2 separate regions of the Mus musculus genome follow, and region 1 is linked to region 2. The links are chromatin contacts, found by Hi-C or POLR2A ChIA-PET in ENCODE. All regions are on one chromosome and are shown on one strand. Each heading gives the region's core, a stretch centred on a gene start or an enhancer-like site at or near the end of the contact. The rest is flanking DNA. Distances are from core to core; before and after follow the strand shown.

Region 1 (4,884 bases), core at 1,477-3,976, 43 kb after region 2:
CTGTAGTCCAGTTAAAATTCCAGAGGGATAAAATCAGAGTCAAAGGCTTGGGTTAGACCCAGTTCTTCCTGGAATTGGAACCAGTGTGACCCTGAACAAATGGCTCCCCTTTTCTAAGCAAGCAACATCAGTGACCTTTAACCTCTTAACCCATTCCACCTGCTTCCCTAGGTAGAGAGGATGATCAAGCCGGTAGCATGTGTAGGAAGATTTTATAGAATCTGGAATGTATTTCTGTTTTGACTTCCTAAAGTTCAAAGACCTAGTTTTGGCCCCAGTGCTTGACTCACAGTTGGGACTTATGCAAGCATATGACTGAAAGGAACAAACTGGGCCAGATTCTCTTCCAGGCAGTGTCTAGAGTTACTACTGCTGTGATAAAACACCACGACCAGAGCATCTTGGGGAGTTGAGGGTTTGTTTAGCTTACACTCCCATATCGTTGCTCATTACTGAAGGAAGTCAGAACAGGGACTCAAACAGGGTAGGAACCTGGAGGCAGGAGCTGACTTAGAGGCCATGGAGGGGGGCTGCTTACTGACTTGTTCTCCATGCCTTTCTCAGCCTGCTTTCTTATAGAACCCAAGACCACCAGCCCAGGGATGGCACCACCCACAATGAGCTGGGCCCTCTCCATCAATCACTAATTAAGAAAATGCCCTACAGCCTGCCTAGAGCCCCATTTTATGAACACATTTTCTCAATTGAAGTTCCCTCCTCTTCAGGTGGCTTTAACTTGTGTCCAGTTGACATAAAACTAGCCAGCACAAGGCTTATTAGACCCATATCTGAAAGGAACAAACTGGGCAAAATTCTCCTCCTGGCAGTATCTAGGGAGAGGTGTGAGGGCAAGGGTCATTCAACTGAGTCCTAAAGAAAGTGTGCTCTTTTTGAAACTAAAGACAAAGGCATTTCTTTGTAATTTCCCAGGATAAAGTATAATCATAACTTGTGTGTATCACTGAATATCTGATCAGGACACCTCCCTAGTCCCAGGGAAGTCTTTGAAGGGGAAACATTGGCTCAAATATGACTGGAAAGCTCCGCTGGCATCATTTAATGCACAGAAGGGGAGGCCCTGGGTGCGAGCTAGAGATAGCCCTTTACACAAAAGGAAATATGGGGCTCTAATTTCACTTGACCTAGAAACCTGAGACTTACTGGCTGAGAGCTGTGGCAGAGCAGCTCAGACAGTTCCCTGCTGAGCTAGGAGAGAGGAGAGCTAGGAGAGTGGGTTGAGGAAGGCCAGTGAAGAACAGAACCGGGCAGAGTGGACAGTGTGGAGTGTCGGTGCAAACAGTGACCGATTAAAAGCAGCAACAGACATAGGAACACAAGGGGCATGTTCGGAAGGAAACCAAATGGAAGCCGCCATTCAGTCCGCCTTACCTCGGTGCACAAAACTGTTATATAATACCCAACTTCCGCTGTGCACATCTGTTTTCCAAAACTTTCCATCACTACTCCAGAGTCCCATCTGCCCTGGTGACATTTTCCCAGGGGAAAAGCAAATAGCTCCTGCCTCAGGGTGAGGCCAGGACAGAGCTGGACAAGCAGGCTTGACCACTCAGTCCGGAGTTCCTCCCCTCCGGCTCCCTGCCTGTCCAGCACGTCGCCAGGTCAGCCCCCTCACCCCCTTACGCATCAGCCTCTGCCCGGTTCTTCTTGACAACTTGCCTCTCCTCTCTACAGGAGCCCTCCTCCCAGGTCTCAGTGTGGTGGCACTTCTCACCAGCTAAGTCTCTGCTCAATGGCACCTCTTTGGAGAGACCTTGCATGACACACAGCATTAAATAGGACAAAAAAAAAAATCCAGTTTCTGTGATTGTGCTCCGCGGCCTCTCCGTAGAATGCATCCTTGCTTACTGTAGCATCCCTAACCCTTCAACCCCTTTGAACAATCCCTTTAAGAAGGTGTTAGCGTTGAGTAACTATGTGGAGCGTTCCAGTCGATATAACAATGCCATTCTTTATTATTACTCTAGATATTTTCCTTCTTTTAAGCCTTATCTTTTGGATAATATGGTAACGATGACCCCAAAGAAGAGTAGGAACCACCCCCACGTGCAGCAGTGGCGAGGAGTGGCGACAGCGGCTGGGCAGGCAGGGAGGCAGCGGAAGTACAGATAGCCCAGCTATGGCCCTGCGCCAACTCCTGTTGTTGCCAGTTCTCAAATCACAAGACTGGATGGTGTTCCGCTCCACAGGAACAGAGAGAACTCTTAAAACAGCCACACCTGCCTTTGATTCAGAGTAGACCAGTCTTAAATCCTCGCTGCCAACAGCCGGATACCCTTTCAGCCTTGAAGCAAACTTGGGCGGCAGACGGAACAGCATCATCTTTATCACCTACGCTCTGCTAGTGGCGGTGGGGCGGGGACACACGGAAAAGTCACAGAGATAAATAAGAGACTCAGAGTGGAACCAGAGGCATCTCTTCCTCACCCAGTCAGCTGAGTAGGACCTAGAAATTCCCGCCAGTGGGTCCCAGACCTCTTAATTTGCGGGAGCATCCTCAGAAGAGAGCCCAGAGACCGCCTGATTCCTGCGGGACTAGAACCTTTGGGGGTGCCTGCCAGAAATCCGTCTTTTTTTAAAAAAACCTCTCCAAATCCTTCTGCCTCTCTTCAAGTTCTGCTCTGATTTTCCATCCAGCATTTGGAAACCGATCAGATCCTTCCTACCTTCAGCTTTGAGGACCGCACTCGGTGATCTCGGCATCGCCATCTGCCGGACACACTGCGGAACTACAACTGCAGCGCTCTCTAATGCTTCACTCCAGCTATGCATTCCCACTGCTTCGGAATACAGAGAAAGAAAAGGTGTTTGCTATGGCGAGCTCAGCCAGTACTGCAGATCTGCTGCTGAGAGAGTGTTTAGCAATTGAATCTATTAATACACGAGCACATAAACAAATGAATTAAGAATTCGTGCTGGAGGGTAGCTTCGTGGCATGGCAGCTGCACAAGAGGCCCTTGGTTCAAACACCGGCGTTTTAGAAAATTGCCTTTAATTAGAACAATAATAAGCAAAACACTCGAAGAAGAAAAGCAAGCACACGATCGTTTATTCAAATGTTGAGATCACCCGTGGGTGGAGGGTACAGTTGCCTAGACTTCATTATTCATTTCCTCATTCGGTTTTTCAAAAAGTATGTTTGGGGTGAGCTGGCGAGATGACTCAGTGGTTAAGAGCGCCGACTGCTCTTCCAGAGGTCCCGAGCTCAAATCCCAGCAACCACATGATGGCTCACAACCATCCGTAACGAAATCTGATGCCCTTTTCTGGAGTATCTGAGGACAGCTACAGTGTACTTACATATAATAAATAAATCTTTAAAAAAAATGTTTGGGACCCAGCAGGGGTGGCAATGCCTTTAATCCCAACACTTGGGAGGCAGAGACAGGAGGATTTCTGAGTTCGAGGCCAGTCTGGTATACATAATGAGTTCCAGGACAGCTGGGGCCATACCTATTCAAACCACCACATCAGGCTAGCTTCAAACTCACAGAGATCCCACTACTTCTGTCTCCTGAGTGCTGGGATTACAGGCAGCCATCATGCCTTCTTAGCTTTTACCTGCATTCTGGGGATCTGAACTTTTGCTCAGTGTATGTGATCCATCCACTGCGGCTTCAACTTCCCAACCCCCTCAATGATATTATCCTTTTTTTGAGACAGGATAGCCCTGGTTGTCCTAGAACTCATTTTGTAGCCCAGGCTGGTCTCAAACTCATAGATGTCTGCATCCCTCTGCCTCCCAAGTGCTGAGATTAAGTGGGCGCCACCAACACCCGGCCCAGTCTTTGATCATCTGTGAAACAAAACTCCTTAATTCTTTTGGTGGGGCAAGATAGATTTTGAGTTATGGCCCCCACAGACTCATGTGTTTGAATGTTTGGTCCATCGCCAGTGGCATTATTAAAAGGTGTGGCCTTGTTGGAGGAAGTGTGTCACTATGGGGATGGGCTTTAAGGTCTCCTATGCCCACATTATGCCCAGTATGGCACAAAGTTCCCTTCTGCTGCCTGAGGATCAAGATGTAGAACTTTCAGGTCCCTCTCTATCTCCATGTCTGCCTGCATTCCACCATGCTTCCCACCATGATGCTCATGAAACTGTAAGCCAGCCTCAATTAAATGCTTTCCTTTATAAGAGTACACTTGGTCATGGTGTCTCTTCAGCAATGAAATCCTAAGACGACAAATCATCTTAAGGTCTACATATCAGCGGCTGGAGATATGGCTCAGTGGTTAAGAGCACTGACTGCTCTTCCAGAGGTCCTGAGTTCAAATCCCAGCAACCATATGCTGGTTTACAACCATCTGTAATGAGATCTGATGCCCTCTTCTGGTGTGTCTGAAGACAGCTACAGTGTACTTATATAATAAATAAACAAATCTTTTTTTTTTCTGGTTTTTCGAGATAGGGTTTCTCTGTATAGTCCTGGCTGTCCTGGAACTCAGGACATGTAGACCAGGCTGGCCTCGAACTCAGAAATAAATCTGCCTGCCTCTGCCTCCCAAGTGCTGGGATTAAAGGCATGCGCCACCACTGCCCAGCAAATAAATCTTAAAAAAAAAAAAAAAAGGTCTACATGTCAGGGAAGCCAGAGCTGTGAATATGTGAATAGAGACCCTCTGTAACAAAGTGAAGTGTGATGTAGAAAAAAAAAAAAACATCAACTTTAAGTCTCCACAAAACCCCACATACATGTGAACACCTATACATGTACACAAGCCACACACATATAAAGATGAAAAAAATACAAATACTTCAAAAGTTCTGTGAACAATATATAATGACACACACTTTCCACCCAGCACCAGGGACATGAAGGTAGGAGAAACCATGTCTCAAAAAACCAAAAAAACCCAAAAAAAA
Region 2 (5,226 bases), core at 2,691-5,190:
CCAAGAAAACAAATGAGGGTCACAAGATGGCTCAGGAAAAGTACCTGTCACCAAGCCTGACAACCTGAGTTCAGTCCTAGAGAGCCACAGGACACGTGACTTCTGAAAGCTGTTCTCAGACTCTGCACCTGTGCTGTAGGTTATCTCACGCATGTGACCTCATGTACACGGACACACACACTCACACACACACATACACACACACACACACACTCACACACACTCACACACACACATACACACACACACACACTCACACACACTCACACACACACTCATCCACACTCACATACTCACACACACTCACACACACTCACACATACTCTCACACACACACACACACACACTCACACACTCACATACACACAAATTAATTGATTTTAAAAAGATGGCAAATACTGGTGAGTATGACCTTAAAAGGAAAATATCACTCCCTGCTGGTAGAAATGTAAATTTGTGCAGCCACTATCAAATTAAATATGGAGGGAGTTCTTTAATTTAAAAAAAAAAAAAAAAAGCTGAGCAGACAGATCTCCGAGTTCAAGGATAGCTGGGCTACAGAGCGAGCTCCAGGGCAGCCAGGATTACACAGAGAAACCCTGCCTCAAAAATCAAAAGAAGAAAAAGAACTCCCATATGGTCCAGTTTAGGTATATACCCAAACAATTCCACGTTAACACACCACAGAGACACACGCACATTCATGGTCTATTCACAATACCTTGGGGCACAGAGTACACCTAGATGTCCATCAGCGGATGAATGGATATAGAAAATGTGTTCCACGACTAACATGGTAGCACTCACTTTCCCTCCCAGTACTTGGGAGGCAGAGGCATGTCAATCTCTGTTAGTTCAAGGCCAGCCTGCTCTACATATCAAGTTCTAGGCTAGCCAAAACTACATAGTGAGGCCCCAAAATACCTAGCTCCATAAGGAATATCAAAAATACCAAAAATAAATTAAAAATAAAAATAAGTGATCCACATATATGTCTTAGCTAGGGTTTTACTGCTGTGAACAGACACCACGTCCAAGGCAACTCTTCTAAGGACAACATTTAATTGGGGCTGGCTTACAGGTTCATAGGTTTAAATGAAATCAGGTTCAGTCCATTATCATCAGGGCATCTTCCAGGCAGGCATGGTGCAAGAGGAACTGAGAGTTCTACATCTTCATCTAAAGGCTGCTAGCAGAATACTGACTTCCAGGCAGCTAGGATGAGGGTCTTAAAGCCACAGTGACACACCTACTCCAACAGGGCCTCACCTCCTAACAGTGCCACTCCCTGGGCCAAGCATATACAAACTGTGACAATATACAACAGAATTTTATGCAGCCACAAGAAAAAATGAAATCACGGCATTTGTGGGAAAATGTATACAACTGAAAGTCACTATATAAAGGAATATAAGTTAGGGGGCTGTTGAGATGGCTCAGCAGTTGAGAGCACCGACTGCTCTTCCGAAAGTCCCGAGTTCAAATCCCAGCAACCACATGGTGGCTCACAACCATCTGTAATGGGATCTGACACTCTCTTCTTGAGTGTCTGAAGACAGCTACGGTGTACTTACATATAATAATAAATAAATAAGTCTTTTTTTAAAAAAATAGAATATAAGCTAGACTCCAAAAGACAAACATTCCATGTTTTATGTTCATAAATATATGTGTATGGGCTGGTGAGATGGCTCAGTGGGTAAGAGCACCCGACTGCTCTTCCGAAGGTCAGGAGTTCAAATCCCAGCAACCACATGGTGGCTCACAACCATCCATAACAAGATCTGACTCCCTCTTCTGGAGTGTCTGAGGACAGCTACAGTGTACTTACATATAATAAATAAATAAATATTAAAAAAAAAGAAAAGAGATTAAAAAATAAATAAATAAATAAATATATGTGTGTATTTGTAAGTGTATGTGTACGGATCATGTTACTAGGAAGACAGTCATGAGAAAGGAGGAAAAGACCTTCGGAGAGAAAGGAAACAGCTGATGGACTAGAAAGTAGAAGGGCCGGGGCCTAGCAAACACAGAAGTGGATGCTCACAGTCAGCTAATGGATGGATCACAGGGCTCCCAATGGAGGAGCTAGAGAAAGTACCCAAGGAGCTAAAGGGATCTGCAACCCTATAGGTGGAACATTATGAACTAACCAGTACCCCGGAGCTCTGGACTCTAGCTGCATATGTATCAAAAAATGGCCTAGTCGGCCATCACTGGAAAGAGAGGCCCATTGGACACACAAACTTTATATGCCCCAGTACAGGGGAACGCCAGGGCCAAAAAATTGGGAATGGGTGGGTAGGGAAGTGGGGGGGGGAGGGTATAGGGGACTTTTGGGATAGCATTGGAAATGTAATTGAGGAAAATACATAATAAAAAATATTTTAAAAAATGAGAAAAAAAAGAAAGTAGAAGGGCTCTAACTGGGCAGGCAGTCGATGGAGGGAGGGGGCGGGTGGGTAGGATGAGAAACAAAGCTATGAAGTCAGTGTGATGAAACTCACTGCTTTGTACGATTATTCTTTAAAATTGGCACTGCTAGTACTTCTGCGGGCTCTCCAAGTTCCTCTTATATAATTAATAAATCATTTTCATTTTGGTCTGTTCTTTCAGTGTACAGTCTTAAACCGTAATCACATACTCTTCCCTTCGTGTTCTCATAAATCTCTCCCCCATTACACTGTCTTTTCATAAGCCTTTCCTATTCCTATTCTTCATTAAAAGCACACAGTGAGGGGCCGAGAGATGGCTCAGCCTGTTCTTCCAGAGGACCAGGGTTCGATTCCCACTATCCACATCAAGTGGCTCACACCTGCTTAGAACTCCTGTTTTAGAGAATCTGATGCATTCTGACTTCCAAAAGTACTTCGCATATAAACTCACAGACACATAAATAAGACTGGGTGAATCTTTTTTTAAGTGTACAGGTAAAAAAAAGAAAAAACCAAACTCAACACATACTTATGAAATATGGTGTTTTAAAAACATTTTAGAAATAGTACCATTTTTTCACGAGATAATTAAGCCCATGTTACAAAAGTTGGCAGTGCCACTGCTAAGATCTAAATCCATGCCTTTCAGCTTCACACTAACACATCTCCGAATGTAGAATCTACAAGGGCGTTCGTTCTAGCATTGTTTTGCTATTCTTAGGCAAGAACAATCCTGACTACTGAGTGTTTTGCCTGAAATTACACCTAAAAAGCCTTTAAAACGCATTAGCACGTTAACTTTTCGAGCAATTCATTTGACAGGTTCTTGCGAACTCGCAAGCAGCAACCTAGCTTGTTGTTTCACGAGCAATTTGTGTGTGTGTGTGTGTGTGTGTGTGTGTGTACGCGCGCGCCCCATTACCTTAAAGAAAATGGACATTGTTTATTAACCGCCTATTTAGCAACGCTGATGATTGAACCCGGGACCCTGTATACAATAAATAGCTCAACCACTGAGCAACATCCCCAGCCCTACACCAGCAATTCAATGGATGAAGAGCCCTATCCCGGGTACTGAGCTCGCGGGTGCTGAAGCTGCACCGTCTCTGCCCACGGATGGGAGGGGCGCACACCGGTGGGAGGAAGAAGTGTCGCAGCAAAGGGTGCAACCCTTGAGCCTCCCGGACGCCCCCCTCAGCCATCCTCCGCAGATCCCGCAGAACCACTAGAACCCGGGAGCGAGCCCGGGTCCCAGAGCGAGCCCGGGCTCCGGAACCTCGTACCCACCGAACCCCAGCCCGCGAACCCCAGCGCACTTCAGCCCGGAGCAAACCCGCCGCAGCGGTTCTCTGGCCAGGTCCACAAGGCAGCAGCGCGGCCGGGAACTCACCCCGCGGCGGAGCTCCTCCTGCTACTCCTCGGAGCCAGTGCAGCCGCCTGGGAGCACCTCGGTGCGGGAGCGGAAGAAAAGGCCGCCGAACGGCGGGCGCGGCCCAAGCCGGGAACGGCTCCGCCCGCTTCTCGCCCGGACACGCCCACACCACGTTCTCATTGGTCACTGTCGACACCGGCTCCCTCAAGGCCACGCCTCCAGCCACAGCCAAGGAGACCCAGGAAGAGCGGGTCCCAGAAGCAACCAGACTGGGGTTCTCAGGCTCTCACTGCTGGGAACCGAGCTGCGGGCTGCTCGCTGCTCCCCACTGCCTTCGGTCTGTGAAGGGGAAGCCGGGAAGCCACAGACTCTTCTTCAGAGGGGCTTCTCCGTGTCTCCCAGAACCTCGGCAGTCGCAAAGAATCATCTTGCGTTCACTGTTTTTAACATAGAGCTTTATAATTTGAAATGTGCTGACTGAAAACTGAGAGCCCAGACTCACCAACGCTAGCATTTCGCAACTCTTGCATTCTTTCTGTGTCTATTCCTTTCACACCGAACTCTTGAAAAATTACCACTTATCATATACAAGAGACTGAGTACATTTTCAATCATATCCCATATAAATATGATAATATTTATATCCCCTTGCTGTCTCAAAAGGTCATCCACACATGCGCACAGGAAACTCGGGAGCTACTAAAAATCAACCCAATGCATCTGAATTCACCTCTCGTAAACTTCTTAAACCAGAGCTCTCGTTTTCTTTTTCTTTTTTTCATTAGCTATTTATTTACAATCTGACCGGAGCCTCTAGTTTCCTAAACTCTTCTTAACTTTGGCATAGTTGCGGTCCAGACCAATTGTCTTGTCAAGTTCTGGATTCGTGGGATTATTTCCTCGTGATTAAATTTAGAAACCTTTAGAACAATGGCGGATATTCACAAGACTTCCTTCATTTCTGGACATGCACTCTGCCAGTTTGTCATTGTTACCTACGGAGCAAGGTGCATAGAGCAAGATGCGGCTTGTTCAAGGTTCCTATCTCCTCAACAAAGCCCCTCCTCTTTGCATTGAAAACGGATGTGGACTGCTGGGTTTGTTTCTTGGAAGCCCTTGCTTCTGTGTCCTGGGGATGTTTTATCGTCTAGCACTCTCTGCTCTCCAGCACAATGCCTACCAGTTCTCAAAACCAGTTCTCAATAGTCCTTGCCGATTGTCCTTGGAAAGTTTTGTTATAAAGTTCTTCTGTGTGTTTCCTTTTATATTGTGTCACATAACATAAAACAGTGTAGTTGGGTTCTCTTTAGAAAAAGAACCAATATAATGACTATATTCAAAGGGGATTTATTCAGCCACCTCACATGATATGGTCTGGGTAGTCAGTCCAAGGATGGCTGCCTGCAATGTGAAAAG

What was found. A loop is a pair of places that touch in the nucleus more often than their neighbours do. ChIA-PET counts read pairs that join two places held with the same protein, here RNA polymerase II (POLR2A).
Region 1: a loop to region 2 is called in a map of gastrocnemius, with 7 times the contacts of the local background. The contact joins the enhancer-like site here to the promoter of Slc25a30 in region 2. A Hi-C loop is called at or near these places in 22 of 37 maps with a recorded cell type or tissue (Patski, T-helper 1 cell, T-helper 2 cell and 7 more). POLR2A ChIA-PET finds 5 or more read pairs at or near these places in 4 of 5 experiments (Patski and embryonic stem cell).

The regions. Positions count from the first base shown.
Region 1 is chr14:75,826,885-75,831,768 of GRCm38, forward strand. No RefSeq gene overlaps it. Among named protein-coding and RNA genes, the nearest start is that of Gm4285, 16 kb to the right of the region's middle. Within about 2 kb of position 2,727, at least 2 of the 3 ENCODE cell types and tissues checked have a DNase peak (open chromatin) inside an H3K27ac peak, as active enhancers do; they include gastrocnemius and heart, where a contact is called at or near this core.
Region 2 is chr14:75,783,097-75,788,322 of GRCm38, forward strand. It overlaps Slc25a30 (solute carrier family 25, member 30), which reads right to left and starts at 3,941. Exons shown (of 10, transcript NM_026232.3): 1 at 3,829-3,941.